Linked DNA regions of Homo sapiens: region 1 is linked to region 2. The links are chromatin loops, found by intact Hi-C in ENCODE. Cell type or tissue: endothelial cell of umbilical vein. All regions are shown on one strand. Links, peaks and the distances in the headings refer to the core of each region. The heading gives the core; the rest is flanking DNA. Region 1 has its middle 20 kb from the start of TTTY15. Region 2 has its middle 110 kb from the start of TTTY15.

Region 1 (8,722 bases), core at 1,757-6,756, 90 kb after region 2:
GCAGGTACCAGTGTGGATTGTTCCCCTCCCTGTGTCCATGTGATCTCATTGTTCAGCTCCTACTTATAAGTGAAAACATGCAGTGTTTGCTTGTTTGCTTTTCTGTTCCTGCGTTAGTTTGCTGTGGATTGTTACTTTCTTTTGAGTTTATTTCCTCTGTTGTTCAAATTGGATTGTTTCTACATTAAAAATTTCTCTAGTTAAAATTTAATTCTACCTTTAAATTAACTGATTCCTTCCTCTGGCATTCTGCAACTGTGCCCATTTAATGAGCCCATTTTTCATTTAATTGAGCTCCTTTTAAAATGTAATTTTACTTGTATTGTTTTGTAGTCTTCAGGTTTTCATTTTTGATCTTTATATCCCATTGATTTTCTAAGACTTTTGTTTTGTCCTAATTTCTGTCAAGAGTGTTCATAATTGCTCCTTTATAACTGCACATTTATAAGCTCCTTTATAACTACACATTTGTAAATGCTGCTTTAGAAACCTTCTGAGACTAAAAGATTAGTTTTGCCAGTGGCTTGAGGAAGAGGAGAATAGAAGTGAAAGTTATTGAACACTGGGTTCCTTTTGGAGTGACAAAACTGTTTTCAAATTAGGGGTGATGACTGCACAACTCTGATTACTCTAAAAAACACTAAAAGTAAATGTTACAGTGTTGTTGGAATAGAACATTGAAAAAAAATTATTTTCTCTGACACGTAAAACGTAAGTTTAATTTTGAATTCTAAAAGCAACGTTCGAATTAGTCCTTGCTTATTCTTTGTGACTAAAAAAAATTTGTTCAGAAACTTTTATTTATCAGTTTTGTCTCAATTCAAAATATTTCTCAGATATTTCCAACATATGTATCATTGTGGTATTGGCTTCTGAGTTGCTTTTTATTTCTGATTTTATTTTTTAAAATCCTGGTTTTTGCTATAATAAGTAATTTTTTGTTGTGTTCTGGACATTTCTGATATTATATTACAAGATGATTCCTATTTAAATGTAGTATTTTATTATCAGTTACTGTACAAGTTTAGCATGCAAGTGTCTTAGTCTACTTTGATGAGCTATAGACATTTAAATGACAGTTTCATTTTAAGAGATTTGCAGTGCTTTTCTGATCCTAAAATGTCCAGTATTCCTTGCTGATTCTAGTCAGTGTTTTGCGTGGGTTGCACAGGGAAATACCCAGGTTCGGGAGGTTTCAATTGTCTTGTTTTGAGAAACGATCTTGCTTTGTCACCTAAGCTGTAGTGCAGTGGTGCAAATACAATTCACTTCAGCCTCAACCTTCTAGGCTGAAGTGATTCTCTTGCCTTAACCCCCCAGGTAGCTACGACTACAGGCACATGTCACCATGCCCAGCTAAGTTTTTATTATTTTTTTACTTTTTATAAAGAAGGGGTCTCACCACATTGCCCAGGCTGTCCCAAATATCTGGTGTCAAACAATCCTCCCACCTCAGCTTTCCAACGTCCTGGGATTACAGGCATGAGCCACTACCATACCACGCCCACTCACAGGTTTAAAAAATCCCTTTAAAACTTCTAGTTCCCTCCTTTCTGTAATCTTCCCCTACAGTCTGTTTTAAAAAGAAGGGCCCAGGAGCAGTGGCTCACTCCTGTAATCCCAGCATTTTGGGAGGCTGAGGGGGGACCGATCACCTGAGGTCAGGAGTTCAATACCAGCCTGGCCAATATGGTGAAATCCCATCTCTAATAAAAATACAAAAATTAGCGAGGTGAGGTGGCACACGTCTGTAATACCAGGTACTTGGGAGGTTGACTGCCTTGTAACTGCTAAGAGGGAACTGGAATTCCAATCTCTTCACTTAGCCTCTGCTGCCTCCTCACACAGGCAGAATGGAGGGGACGGTCCACTTCATTAATGTCAGTTGGGCACTGAAGTTCAGGCATTTCCTTCTTCTTTACCTGACACTATGCAGGCAGAAAGTAAGGGGTGCTGTCTTGTTAGTGCCAGGTGGGAAATAAATCTAGAACCCCCAGTTGTCCTTCAGTGATTCCATACCAGGAGGACAGGGGTTAGGGAAGAGGGTAGAGGTGCATTTTAATTTCTAAGTTCTGGACTCTTTCACCACCCAGATCAAAAATACAGGTGAAAAATAAGAAAAGAAAGAAGACACTCAGACCAGGGAACTGACTGCCACATCATTCCTCAAGTTCTGAGAGCCCTATCAAGTTCACCTTCTTTTCCCTAACCTGCATGTTTCTCTTCTGCATTATGTCTAGGGTAGCCAGCTGTTGAAAGAATTACAAGAAATAAATTTTCCTCTTGTCTGAATCCAGACTAGAGACCGGTACCTACTTTAACTGTTCATTAGCATGCGTACCCTGCTGAAACCAGCAAACTGCAGGCAAAGGACTTGATTAGACATTTCTTCAAAGAAGATATACCAATAGCTAAAAGCATGAGAAAAGATGTGCAACATCACTCATCACTTGAGAAATGCAAACCAAAACCAAAATAAGATATTGCTTCATATCCATGAGAAGATATATAATTTTTTAAAGAGTAAAATAACAAGTATTGGTGAAAATGTGAAAATTGGAACCCTCAGTTAATGGTAGGAATATAAAATGGTAACTGTGGGAAGAGTTTGGTGTTGCCTCAAAAAGTGAAGCATAGCATTACCATATGATCCAGAAATTACACTCTTAGGCATATCTAAAAAAATCAAAAGCAGAGATTCAGACAGAATTCCTATACACCAGTGTTCATAGCAACATCTGAATAGGCACAAAAAGATTAAAACAACCCAAGTGTCTCTATCATTTTCTTCATGATATTTTTAGGTCACTTAATGAAATACATTTTTCTTTCTATTTAAATTCTGGCATATAAACTTTCTTTATTAGAATATTTATATGTTTCATATTTCTACTATGTACTCATTGTTTTACTTATTCTGAGAAAACTAAATTCATGGTACTCAGAAGACTAGAGATGATTCAGCAAGGAACAGCAGCTATAGATTAGACTATTTATTTATTTATTTATTTATTTATTTATTATTTATTTTAGGAGACACAGTCTTGCTGTATCGCCAAGGCTAGAGTGTACGGGGGCAATCTCATCTCATGGCAAACTTCACCTCCCAGGTTCAAGTGATTCTTTTGCCTCAGTCTCCTGAGTAGCTGGAATTATAGGTGCCAGCCTCTACCCCAAGCTAATTTTTGTATTTTTAGAAAGATGGGCTTTTGCCATGTTGGCCAGGCTGATCTGGAACTCCTGGCCTCAAGTGATCTGCCCACCTCAGCCTGCAAAAGTACTGGGATTACAGGTGTGAGCCCCTGCACCTGGCCAATTAGACTTTGAATAATCCTCATTATGAAGGGCACATCGATAGTCAGATTTCAGAAAAAAAAAATGCTTTCAATAAAAAAGACTTTGGTCAGGCACAGTGGCTCATGTATGTAATCCTAGCACTCTGGGAGGCCAAGGCAGGTGGATCATGAGGTTAAGAGATCGTGACCATCCTGGCCAACATAGTGAAACCCTGTCTCTACTAAAAATACAAAAATTAGCTGGGTATGGTGGCACCTGTAGTCCCAGCTACGCAGGAGGCTAAGTCAGGAGAATTCTTGGCAGTGAGCCAAGATGGCACCACTGCATTCCAGCCTGGCAACAGAGTGAGACTCTGTTTAAAGCAAAAAAAAAAAAGAGTTCATAAAGACAAGGAAATTAGGGAAGAAAAAACTTTAATCTGAAGAAGGCAAGTCTTTTTAAGTGATCAGGCCCAAAGAGGCATTAAAATTAGACAGCAATTCTGTCTCACTCCCCGCTTTTTTTTTTTTTTTTTTTTTTTTTTTGAGAGAGTCTCGCTCTGTCACCAGGCTGGAGTGCAGTGGTGCAATCTTGGCTCACTGCAACCTCCGCCTCCCAGGTTCAAGTGGTTCTCCTGCCTCAGCCTCCCAAGTAGCTGGGACTACAGGCGCATGCCAACATGCCCAGCTAATTTTTGTATTTTTAGTAGAGATGGGGTTTCACCATGTTGGCCAGTATGGCCTCCATCTCTTGACCTGGTGATCTGCCTGCCTCAGCCTTCCAAAGTGTTGGGATTACAAGCATGAGCCACTGGGCCTGGCTCTAACTCCTCACTTCAAGCTATGTATCCATCTCTTGAAACTGCCTGCTATTGCCACAAGTAGCAACAAATTTATCCAATAATGCCACCCCAGATACTACAGCCCACACTGAATAGCTTAACAATGTGTAGCCAGTAATTAGTTAATGTTATTTCTGTAAACCAGTGAGAATTCCTGACAGGTGACTTTTATCAGCCTACTCCCCATCCCCTATCTCTTGGTTTAAAACTGGCTTGTTAATAGAGACCAAATGAAGCTCATATCCAATGTTATTTGGTTCTGAGTTTTTCAGACAGCTTGTGCTCACTTTAGCTCATGTAAATTCTTTACACCATGTTTTGTTCTTCATCTCATTCTTTTTAGGTTGACATAAGCTATAATCAGTAGGTTGAATGGCTAGTTATGGTGGGGTGCCTGTAATTCTAGACACTTGGGAGGCTGAGGCAAGAAAATCACATAAGCCTAGGAGTTCGAGATCAGCATGGGCAACATGGTAAGACTACATCTCAAAGCAAAAACAAACAAAAAATAGAATATATCCCGAAGTCTTTATAGTCATGCCATTCCCTCAGTATTATATCATAGGAAAATATTATCCTCAGAAAAAAACTGATCCTCTCTCCTAACAGACTGAATATACAAATGGACATTGGTTATACTATACATAAAAATAGAACTTTTGATCCTCTGCCTTCCCAGGAAGCCAACCTCCTTATCTTTAATAAACAACCCAGGAAGCCAGTCTACCATGAGTCAGATTCATAGAAAGCCAGAGAGCTATATCCTTAATGACAACAAAGGAGGCTAAAAATAACTTCAGTATCAGTGAGCTGAAAATGACCAGGACTTGATTAATTGGCAGCTTCCATAATTTTTGTCTCTGACTTCCACTTTAGGACAAAACCGAGAAAACTAATATAGCTATGTGCTGCATAATAATGTTTTCATTGTCGGACGGACAGAGCAGCATGTGGAGGCTCACATCATGAATTTAAGCTCCAGAACAACTGCAGAAATAAATCAGGAAAACTGAGAGGACCCACAGACCCTCTGAAGGAAGCAGATTGCTCCTGTAGGATGCCGAAGAAACCCCAAATCCTGTTACGGTCCAAAATGTGGAAGTGGGAAAGGGATCTTGTCTGTCTCCAAACACACAGCCCAACTGGGGAAATGAAGGTCTAGTTTATGGGAGAAGATTCCAACCTTACCTGGAGCTGAGTCAATTTAGAGAGCCGAGCAAAATACAAGGGTAGAGAAAGAAGAGGGAAAATCCCTGTGAGCTCACTGGGGCCCCAAGCAGGCCATTCCTGCCTGGCATCACAGGGATCCTTCAGGAGGGCAGCCAGAGGTATAGGGAAAATGCCACAGGGAGAAGGAAATCTCCAGATGAACTTTGTAACAATTTGAGCTGATTGAGAAACCTTGTGGCCAGAACTTGGGTTAGCGCGCGAATCTGACATGCAGACTCCACAGGTGTGGGAAGAACTAAAGCCCTACTTTCCTTCACAGCTAGGAGGTGGGTAGCCTGGGGCAAATTCTCACCCCTGCTTGCCCACTGCCTGGAAACAGACTCAGTGCTGTTAGGGGTGAACTCAGTAGAAATGAGACTGGCCCTTAGGATTGTGTGGAAGCTGGGTGAAGCCTGTGACTACCAGCTTTCCCCCTCTTCCCTGACAACCTGCATGACTCAGCAGAGGCTGCCACAATCCTCCTGGGTACACAACTCCATTGAACTGGGAGTTTAATCCCTACCCCCAGCAGCCACAGCAAGACCTGCCCAAGAAGAATCTGAGCTCAGACATGCCTAGCCCCGCCCTCATCTGATAGCCCTTCCCCAGTGGCCCTGTTAACTGAGGGCATATACTTTTGATAGTTCTCAGGCCCCACCTTCTGCTGGTTCGTCTCCATACTATCACAGCTGATGCTCTCTGGAAAGTGACACCTTCCAGCAGGAGGCCAACCATCACGAAAATTGGGTATTAAATGATCAAAGCTAAGTACCCTCACAGAGTCTATTTCACCCTCCTGCAACCTCCAGCAGAACAGGTGCCAGTATCCATGGCTGAGAGAACCATAGATGGTTTACATCACAGAAACCTGTGCAGACAATCTCCAGTACGAGACGACAGCCTGGTAGACACGCTGGGTGGCTAGATCCAGAAGAGAGATAAGAATCACAACAGCTTGGTTCTCAGGAAGCCACATCCCTCGGAAAAGGAGGAGAGTACAATATCAGGAGACCACCCCATGGGACAAAATAATCTGAACAACACCCTTTAGCCCTAGACCTTCCCTCTGATGGAGGCTACCCAAATGAGAAGGAACCAGAAAACCAACTCTGGTAACACGGCAAAACAAGGCTCTTCAACACCCCCGAAAAATCACACTAACTCACTAGCAATGAAGCTATGCCAAGAAGAAATCCCTGATTTACCTAAAAAAGAATTCAGGAGGTTAGTTACTAAGCTAATCAGGGAGGCACCAGAGAAAGACGAGGCCCAATATAAGGAAATAAAAAAAAAAATACAAGAAGTGAAGGAAAAAATATTCAATGAATTAAATAGCTTAAATTAAAAAAAAGAAACCGCAAGAAACACTGGACATACTTATAGAAATGCAAAATGATCTGGAAAGTCTCAGCAATACAATTGAAGAAGTAGAATAGGGAAATTCAGAGCTTGAAGACAAGGTCTTTGAATTAATCCAGTCCAACAAAGACAAAGAAAAAAGAATATGAAAATATGAACAAAGCCTCCAGAAAGTTTGGGATAATGTTAAACAACCAAACCTAAGAATAACTGGCATTCCTGGGAAAAAGAGAAATCTAAAAGTTTGGAAAACATATTTAGGGGAATAATCAAGGAATTTTTCCCCAACCTACCTAGACAACTAGACATCTAAATGCAAGAAGCACAAAGAACGCATGGGAAATTCATTGAAAAAGATCATTACCTAGGCACATTGTCTTCAGGTTAACTAAAGTTAAGACAAAGGAAAGAATCTTAACAGCTGTGAGACAATAGCACCAGGTAACCTATCAGATTAAGAGCAGATTTCTCAGGTGAAACTCTACAAACTAGAACAGACTGGGGCCCTTTTTTAGCCTCCTCAAACTAAACAATTATCAGCCAAAATTTTGTATCCAGTGAAACTAAGCTCATATATGAAGAAAAGATACAGTCTTTTTCAGACAAACAAATTCTGAAATAATTCACCACTACCAAGCCAGCACTATAAGAACTGTTAAAAGCAGTTCTAAATCTTAAAGCACATCCTGGAAATACATCAAAAGAGAACCTTTTTAAAGCATAAATCACACAGGACCTATAAAACAAAAATACAAGTTGAAAAACAAAAACGAAAAAACCAAGATACATAGGCAACAAATAGCATGATGAATGTAATGGTTAGGTACCTCACACTCACTTACATTAAATGTAAATGGCCTAAATGCTCCATTTAAAAGATACAGAACTGCAGAGTGGATCAGAATTCACCAACCAACTTTTTGCTGCCTTCAAGAGGCTCACCTAACAACACGTAAGGACTCACATAAACTTCAGGTAAAGGAGTCTTGCTCTGTCAGCCAAGCTAGAGTGCAGTGGCATGATGTCAGCTCACTGCAACCTCTGTGCACCAGGTTCAAGCAATTCTCTTGCCTCAGCCTCCTGAGTAGCTGGGACTACAGGCACATGCTGCCACGCCAGGCTAATTTTTTGTATTTTAGTAGAGATGGGGCTTCGCTATGTTGCCCAGGCTGGCTGGTCTTGAACTTCTGAGCTCAGGCGACCCATCTGCTTTGGCCTCCCAAAGTGCTGGAATTACAGGTGTGAGCCGGGCCCAAAGTACCTATGCTTATATCAGAAAAAACAAGCTTTAAAGCAACAGCAGTTAAAAAAGACAAAGAGGGACATTACATAATGGTAAAAGGCCTTGTTCAACAGAAAAATATCACAATTCTAAAAATATATGCACCTAACACTGGAGCTCCTGAATTTATAGGACAATTACTAATAGACCTAAGAAATGAGATGGACAACAACACAATAGTAGTGGGGAACTTCAATACTCCACTGACAGTACTAGACAAGTCATCAAGATAAAAAGTCAACAAAGAAAAAATGGATTTAAACAATATCATGGAACAAGTGAGCTTAACAGATATTTACAGAACATTCCATCCAACAACCACAGAATACACATTCTATTGAACACTGCACAAAACTTTCTCCAAATTAGACCATATGATAGGCCACAAAAATGAGCCTCAATAAATTTAATAAAATTGAAATTACGTCAAGCACTCTCTGAGACTGTGGTGCAATAAAACTGGAAATCAACTCCAAAAGTAACCTTCAAAACCTTGCAAATACATGGAAATTAAAAAACTTTCTCCTGAATGATCACTGGGTCAAAAATGAAATCAAGATGGAAATTTAAAAAAAATCTTTAAACTGAACGACAATAGTGACACAACCTGTGAAAACTGTGTTCACAGCAGAATTCTAGCAGACATTCTAAGGAGAATTGGTATCAATCATTTTGACACTGTTCCAAAAGAGAGAAAGAGGAAACCCTTCCTAAATCATTCTGTCAAGCCAGCATCACTTAATACCGTAACCAGG
Region 2 (8,722 bases), core at 1,222-6,221:
AAAACAGAGATATAGACCAATGGAACAGAACAGAGGCCTCAGAAACAACACCACACATCTACAACCTGCTGATCTTTGACAAATCTGACAAAAGCAAGCAATGGGGAAAGGATTCCCTATTTAATAAATAGTGTTGGGAAAACTGGCTAGCCATATGCAGAAAACTGAAACTGGACCCCTTCCTTACACCTTATACAAAAATTAACTCAAGATGGATTAAAGACTTAAACTTAAGTCCTAAAACCATAAAAATCCCAGAATAAAACGTAGGCAATACCATTCAGGACGTAAGCATGGACAAAGGCTTCATGTCTAAAACACCAAAAGCAATGGCAACAAAACCCAAAATTGACAAATCGGATCTATTTAAACTAAAGAGCTTCTGCACAGTAAAAGAAACTATCATGAGAGTGAACAGGCAACCTACAGAATGGGAGAAAAATTTTGCATATGTCCATCTGACAAAGGGCTGATATCCAGAATCTACAAAGAACTTAAAGAAATTTACAAGAAAAAAAACCATCAAAAAGTGGGTGAAGGATATGAACAGATACTTCTCAAAAGAAGACATTTATACAACCAACAAACATTTGAAAAAATGCTCCACATCATTGGTCATTAGAGAAATGTATTTGTAATTTTTTTTAAGTTACACGATGCTTCATAAGCTCAGAGAAGAGATGGTTGGATGGATGGATGAGTGGATGAGTGGATGGATGGGAAGGTAAGTGATGGATGGATAGATGGAAGGGTTGGTAGGTGGATGGATGGATGGATGAATGGAAAAGTAAGTGGATGGACGGATGAATGGAAAAGTAAGTGGATAGATGGATGAATAGGTAAGTAGATGGATGGATATATAAAAGGGAGGGTAAGTGAGTTGGTGGGTGGATGGATGGATGGATGGATGGATGGGAGGGTAAGTGGATGGATGGGAAGGTAAGTGGTGGATGGATTGATGGAAGGGTAAGTGGGTAGATGGATGCATGAATGGAAAAGTAAGTGGATGGATGGATGGATGGATGGATGAATAGGTAAGTGGGTGGATAGATAAGAGGGAAGGTAAATGAGTGAGTGGATGGATGGATGGATGGATGCATGGATGATGGATGGATGGATAGTGGATGGATGGATGGATGGATGGATACATGCATGTGTAGATGGATGGAGGCATGGGAAGGTGGATGGATGGGGGAGTGAGAAGAAGGATGTAAGGATAAATAGGTGGATATATAACCAGATGGACTGGTGGCTGAATGGTAGATACCAGCCAGACTTTCCTTGAGTCAGTCAGTCTTGATTTTGGTGAATAATCTTTCCATATTGGTACATTCTGTGTACTGAAATTTTATTTAGCATTTTAATTTACACACTAATAAGTGAAATGGGCTTCTCTTACTTGTCTGCACTAGCAAGGCATTTGGAATCAAGAAGACATAAATACCTCAAAATAAATTTGGTAGCACAGATTTGTTTTTTGGTATGAGATTTTAGACCTTGTAGGAAAGTTTAGATGTAGCATATTTGTTCGTTGTTCCTCAAGTTCAAGAGGCCTTGGGTGAGGACTGGGTTCTGGGTGTCTCTGAAGACTGGTGCTGAAATGGGATCTGGAGGTGGTCCTTGGAGCTGTGGGTGCTGGCATTGTCTTCCTTCTCTCCCATCTTGCAGAGTGCAAACCACTATGCTGGGCCAATTTTTGTATTTTTTGTTCAGACGAGGTCTTGCCATGTTACTCAAGCTGGTCTTGAACTCCTGGAAATATATTTCCAGCAATCCACCCACCTTAGCCTCCCAAAGTGCTGGGATTACAGGCGTGAGTCACCATGCCTAGCCCTGTTTTTATGTCTTACTTGCAAATATGTTTTCCCCTTGCATTTATACCCATGGGGACTTTGGAAACCCAGAGCCAATATAGGCAGCTGCCTATTTGTTTACTTGTTAGTTTCATATCATGACTCCACATTATTTAGAAGGAATAGTTTTCAGATAATACTTTAGGGTTACAGGACCACTATGTTGCACAGGCTGGCCTTGCACTCCTGGCCTTGATCCTCTCACCTCAGCCTCCCAGAGTGCTGGGATTATAAGGGTGAGCCACAGGACCACATCCAGCCAATGTGTTCATTTTTGAAGTTTGACTTAAGAGTCTCGTAGATTCAGTATCTTATGTGGCTGTAGTCACTGTCCTTGCCATTAGTCTCAGGAGGAGAAGCTAGAGCAGGGAGGCAGATCCACAAAGCACTCACGCGGAGGGAGAAGCATGCAAAAGGATGGTGGAAGAGACCAATGCCCTGAGATGCCAGAGCTGAGGGAAGCTGAAAGGAAATGCAAAGGAAGATTTAACTCAGACATATCAGTTCTAGACAGGGCAGGTAAGCAGTCTTCTACAAGCAAATTCATGTCATTGAGCAGGGCACAGTGGAGCACGCCTCTAATCCCAGCACTTTGGGAGGCTGAGGTAGGAGGATCACTTGAGTCCAGGAGTTTGAGACCAGCTGGCAAAACCTAGCAAGATCCCATCTCTACAAAAAATACAACAGTTGCTGCCTTGTGGTTCGGTGCCAACATACATAGCTGTACTCACACAGCTCCTTGATCCCTCATGTGACTCCCAGTCTGTGACCTGAGAGTTGCCTTTCCAGAAGAATCCAGCCCTGTCGAAAGCTGCCCTTTTGTTTCCCAGCTGCCCCATCCCTGGTGCCTACGCAAGAGCTCCCACTAGCCAGGTGCGCAGTCTGGAGCCCCTGTGCCCTCTCTTGGGGGAGAGACTCCTATAGTATGTGCTGATGTGGCAGCCCCCTCCTCTCTGGCTCTCCTCTTGCCTCCTTGTCAGCTGTATGCATTCTTCAAAGCTGCCACCTCTGGGTTGACCTTGGCTGACTTTGCATGTTATGGGATCCTTTCATGCTTTCACCTTTCTCCAGAGAGCTACCTGGATACAGAGATGTCCATTTTCCATGTTAGCATCTTCCAGCTTCCATTCCTGTTGACTGTGTCCAAGTCCAGTCCCCCTCCCAGGCTGGGCTGAGATAACACAGGCACCCACTCAGAATGCTGTACAGATACATAGATGGATTGATTGATTCATTGACAGGGTCTCACTCTGTGGCCCAGGCTGGAGTGCAGTGGTGCAGTCATGGCTCTCTGCAGCCTTGACCTCCAAGCTCAGTCAATCTTTCCAGTAGCTGAGATCACAGGAGGACCCCAGCATGCCAGCAATTTTAAAAAAAGTTTTTGTAGACAGTGTCTTGCTATACTGTGCAGGCAGGCCTCAAACTCTTGGCCTCAAGCAATCCTTTCCCCTTAGTCTCCCAGAGTGCTGGGATTACAAGGGTGAGCCACCACACCACACCCACCCAATTAAAGTTTGACTTAAGAGTCCCATAGATTCAGTGTCTTATGTGGCTTTTAGGTCCTTGTAATTAGTCTCAGAAATCAAGTTAGCTCATCCGTTTTCTGAAGGCCCACACATTTGAAGTAAGAAAGGAAATAGTTCTGAGTCACATCCTTCTCAATATAAATAGAAAATGCATTCAAATATTTCCACAAATTTTGTGTCTTTTAAATCTGCACAAACCCAGAGAATTCCTAGAGAGGCTGCCAGAACTAATAGCACATGTCAGGTCTGCATTCCACCAGGCCAGCTGAGCAAACCACATCAGGCCCCTTCATACCACACAGCTCACCACCACCTCACAGATGTATTTCTGCCTCAGGCTTTCTCACATGTGGCATTTGAAGCATGTCCTTGGGAACATGTTTGTCCTCTCGGAAAGTTTAAATTTTTGTGTGTTCATTTCTGTGCTAGCTCTTAGAGTCTAAATCAAGATGTGGTGAATGGTGTGAATGACCATGGCTGTGTGTCAGAGAGTCTCATTGACCACAGTGCTGACACAGTTTTCCTGGGTGGGAGAAAAGAGTGAGTTCAGGACTCCCCTGTGAACAGTATGCTCCACGTGGATGAGGGACAGGACATCAGGGTGCCGTGCCAGCAGAGCTCTGTGTCTTGTTAGTCTAAACAAAAGTGATGGCTGAGATGAGTCCTTCTGTGATACCCCAGAAATTGTGATAGCCGGGCCCAGAAGCAGCACCATTGCAGTGCCCAGGGCCACGAACATTGTGATTCATGTTCAGCAAAGCCACACCACCTGTCATTAAACCTGAAGTTGGCTTTACAGTTTTGCTTGCATATAACATTGTTTTGCATTTTAAAGGAAACAGATTTTATACATAGGCATATTTAACAGTCTAATAAAAAATAATTGAATTCATATATTGTATGATACCATTTCCAGAATAGGTACATCTATAGATAGAAAGTAGATTAGTGGCTGCCAGGGGTTGAGTGGGACCAAGTGAGGCAGAGACTGCTCATGGACAGAGGGTTTCTTTCTAGAGTAATGGAAATCCTCTGGAATCAGATAGTGGTGACTGCTGTGAATATACTAAAAACTACCGACCTGTGCTGTTTCAAAGGGCAAGTTTTATGATATACTAATTTTATCTTGGTTATAAAAAAAATCTCAACACTGGGAATCCACAAGAAAACTTTTTAATTTAAAATGGGTCTGTGCATTAAGTGGCTGTAGCTCAAAGGTCAACAGTGTTTGCAGAATATGAGATGATAAATATTTGTGGCTTAGAGGGACATAGCATCCCTGCTGCAGCCACTCAGCTCTGCTGTGATACCATGAAACCAGACATGTGGTGACCAGGTTGCCCTCCCTACAGGCCTGCTTAGAGAACCCTGGCTAGATTCCAGCCCTTGATGGTCACCCCGGCAGGGAGCAGCATCCCTGCTACCCCACCAGACCCAACAGCCATGGGGGCCTTTCCCTTCTCCACATTTCTTCCTGCCCTTCCCTAAAGCAGGAAGTGAGACAAGGAAACATGTGAGTCAGATATGTGGATGTCTTCTGCAGAACTCATCTGGCCCCTTCCTTCAAGTCATTTGTTTCTTTCTGTGAGTTAGTCCTGCCCCCTGCTTACCAGAGACAGGTAGTTTTACTTGTAGGCTCCCTGAGCAGAATTGGAGTCAGTGTGACACAGATTGTGTCTTTGAATAGAAAGTCTCCACAATGCCATGCCCCTCTTAACTCTGTGTGTGTCCACTGTATGCACTAGATCTCCCTCCCAGCTCTCCTCCTCCCAAGCATATCCCACACACTTCTCAAACTGCATCTCATCCTTCCTTAGATCACTTCCAGAATTGTCTGCAGAGTTGAGGTCTCATGGTTTGTGAGACAGTCTCAAGCAGCTCACCCATATCAAGTGGTGTCAGATGTGTCAGATTGGGGGGTTTAGGTCAGGGTCACCTGGAAACAAGTTTACTGGGGAGCAGAGCAGCTTTCTTCTCAGCTTGGAAGAATATGATAAACCATCCCTAGATTCACTGGTTTCAAGTCTAGGGAAGCAGATGGACTCAACAGAGGAAAGGATTGCATAACCATTGTTTTAGTCAGGGGTTAGCAAACTATGGTCCACAGCCCCCTGTCTGTTTTTGTAAATAAAATTTTATTGGCGTGCAGCCACATTCGTTTGCCCATGGACTGCCTGTGGCTGCTTCCTCTCTATAATGGCAGAGTTGAGTCGTCATTGCGGCAGATCAGATGGCTTTTACAGCTGAAACTATCTGCCATCTGATCCTTTACAAAAAGGTTTGCTTGCCGACCAGGCTTAGTGGAGGGATGTAAGGGATGGTCTTAACCTGAGTGTGCTTCCAGCACAGGGAGCATGGAACCCAGTGGCAGTCTGTCTAGATGTTTTCAGAGAGGCTTCTTTGTGGTATTTCATGATTATCTTGCAACATAATGTCCATCTCCCCATGTTTTTTTACTTTCCTAGTCTCTGGTTTGGTTAACTTGGTAAAGTTTGCTTTGTCCAAGTAGAGGGGGCTGTGGCTTGTTCACAGCCCAAGAATGCAGGAGCACGCAGGATGCTGTAACATCAGCTTCTCTTACTTATTAGTGATAATCTGGGTTAGGGAAGGTTGCCCTTGGACCACATGGGCATGCCTCCCAATTCATGGAAAGTGACTCATAAAAGTTTCACATTTCACCAAGACTGTCCAGGAGATGAGGAGGAAGTTCTTTCAGAACATAAGGGTACTAGGGTGGTGATTTCATTCTGTTCTTTTTTTATTTGTGGAATTTTTCAAGAACAAAAATGTTTTGTGTCAAATAAAAGCAGACTTGTATTCATTTTATTACAATGATTTTGATTTTAAAGTCTATACTGCACAATCTATGAAAAGATTTGAGCATCTTGTAAGCCCTGATAATTATGCCTCACTCTAAGAAACATGGATATGTGGAACCAACATTGTAAACCTTAATATTATAATACTGTGTTTTCTGTTTAGAAGTAATTCAGGGAGAGTCTCCTTTAAGAATGGATTCCTAGGCCAGGTGCAATGCGTCATACCTGTAATCCAGTACTTTAGGAGGCTGAGAGGATTGCTTGAGCCCAGGAGTTCGATACCAGCCTGGGCAACATAGTGAGACCCCATTTCTAAAAAAAAAAAATTAGCTGGGCAGTTACTTGGGAGGCTGGGTTGGGAGGATCAATTGAGCCCAGGAGGTCAAGGCTGTAGTGAACTGTGATGGTGCCATTGCACTCCAGCCTGGGTGACAGTGAGACCTTCTCTCAAAAAAAAAAAAAAAAAAAAAAAACAAATTTTAGCTCTAAGTTGACTGCAAGAACAAACCAGGAATCCTGAGAGGACCCACAGACCCTCTGAAGAAAACAGACTGCTTCTGCAGGAACTGGGAGACCCCCTGCAAAACTGTGAGCCCCACCTGCGGAAGTGGGAAATGGAGACCCTCGTCTCCCGGACATACACCCCCACTGAAGAAGCTGAAGGTGTGTTTGTGGGAAAAGTTTCCAAATTTACCTGGAGCTGGATCAATTTGGAGAGCCCAGTGAAACACACGGGTAGAGGAAGCAGCAGAAAGTCACTGGGAGCTCACTGGGTCCCCAAGTAGCCCATTCCTGCCTGGCACCACAGGGCTCTCACAGGTGAAGAGCAGGGGGTAAAACTCCACAGAGAGAAATAAATCTCTAGCTGAACTTTGTAACAATTTGAAGTGGGGTGAGAAGTCTCCTGGCCAGAACTCTGAGGAGGGTGCACATCTGGTGTGCAGACTCCACAGACAGGGGAAGAACCAAGCTTTTTCTTTCACAGCTGGGAGGAGGGTAGCCTGGGACAAGTTTTCAGGCTGGCCCATGTTGCTGTCCGCCTGGAAACATACTGGGGGATGTTGGTGTGGGCACAGTGGGGTTGAGTAGCTGAGTGAGACCTGTGACTGCTGCCTTTCCCCCACTTCCCTGATGACCTGCATGACTCAGCAGAGGCAACCATAATCCAGCTAGGTACACAACTCCAGTGACCTGGGAATCCCACCCCCATCTCCCACAGCAGCCACAGCAAGATCCACCGAAGGAGAGTCTGAGCTCAGACATGGCTAGTCCTGCCCCCACCTCATGGTCCTTCCCTATCCACTCTAGTAGTGGAAGACAAAGGACATATAATCTTGGCAACTCTAGGGCCCCACCCACTGCCAGTCCCTCTCCACACAATTACAGCAGATGCTTTCTAGAAAGTGCCACCTCCTGGCACCAGCACAAAAATAGAACATTAAACCACTGAAGCTAAGGACCCTCACAAAGTCCACTGCATCCCCCAGTGCTTCACTGGAGCAGGCACTGATATCCATGGCTGGGAGACCCATAGATGGTTCTGGTTCACATCACAGGACTCTGTGCAGACAACCCCCAGTACCAGCCCAGAGCCAGGTAGACTTGCTGGGTGGCTAGACCCAGAAGAGAGAACAATCACTGCAGTTCAGCTCACAGGAAGCAGGAACAGGAGGAAAGTACTACATCAAGGGAACTCCCTGTGGGACAAAAAAATTTGAACAACAGCCTTCAGCAGACCTTCCCTCTAACAGAGCCTACCCAAATGAGAAATAACCAGAAAACCAGCCCTAATAATATGACAAAACAAGGCTCTTTAACACCCACCAAAATCACACTAGTTCACCAGCAATGGATCCAAACCAAGAAGAAATCCCTGATTTACCTTAAAAAGAGTTTGGAGGTAAGTTATTAAGCTGATCAGGGAGAGACAAGAGAAAGTTTGAAATCAGGTAGTATGATGCCTCCAGATTTGTTCCAAATTGTTGCTTATCTTCCTTTGGCTATGCAGCCTGTTTTTTGGTTCCATATGAATTTTAGAATTGTTTTTTCTAATTCTATGAAGAATGATATTTTGATTGGGGTTGCATTGGATTTGTGGACATCTTTTGGCAGTATAGTCATTTTTACAGTATTGATTCTACCCATCCATGAGCATGGGATGTGTTTCCATTTGTTCATTTCAGCTATGATTCTTTTAGCAGTGTTTTATAGCTTTTATCTTAGAGGTCTTTTGACTCCTTGGTAAGGTATACTCCTAAGTATTTTATTTTTTTGCAGCTGTTGTGAAAGTGGTTGAGTTCTGGATTTGATTCTTAGCTTGGTCACTGTTGTTATGTAGAAGAGCTACTGATTTGTGTATATTAGTCTTGTATCTGGAAACTTTGCTGAATTCTCTTATCAGTTCTTGGAGCTTTCTGGACGAGTCCTTAGGATTGTCAAGGCTAACAGTCATATCATCAGCAAACTGCGACAGTTTTACTTCTTCTTTACTAATCTGGATGCTGTTTATTTCTTTCTCCTGTCA

What was found. A loop is a pair of places that touch in the nucleus more often than their neighbours do. Peaks named below come from ENCODE experiments on the same cell type or tissue, not always from the same donor. Only the 100,000 strongest peaks of a DNase experiment are listed, where the experiment ranks them.
Region 1: a loop joins it to region 2, with 12 times the contacts of the local background. A loop is called at or near these places in 1 of 110 quality-filtered maps.

What each region holds. Positions count from the first base shown.
Region 1 is chrY:12,638,343-12,647,064 of GRCh38, forward strand. No RefSeq gene overlaps it. Among named protein-coding and RNA genes, the nearest start is that of TTTY15, 20 kb to the right of the region's middle. In endothelial cell of umbilical vein, for the core only: no CTCF peak of the experiment used is centred there; a DNase peak (open chromatin) is centred at 4,819; H3K27ac peaks cover 1,377 bases.
Region 2 is chrY:12,549,236-12,557,957 of GRCh38, forward strand. No RefSeq gene overlaps it. Among named protein-coding and RNA genes, the nearest start is that of TTTY15, 110 kb to the right of the region's middle. In endothelial cell of umbilical vein, for the core only: no CTCF peak of the experiment used is centred there; a DNase peak (open chromatin) is centred at 3,576; H3K27ac peaks cover 1,872 bases.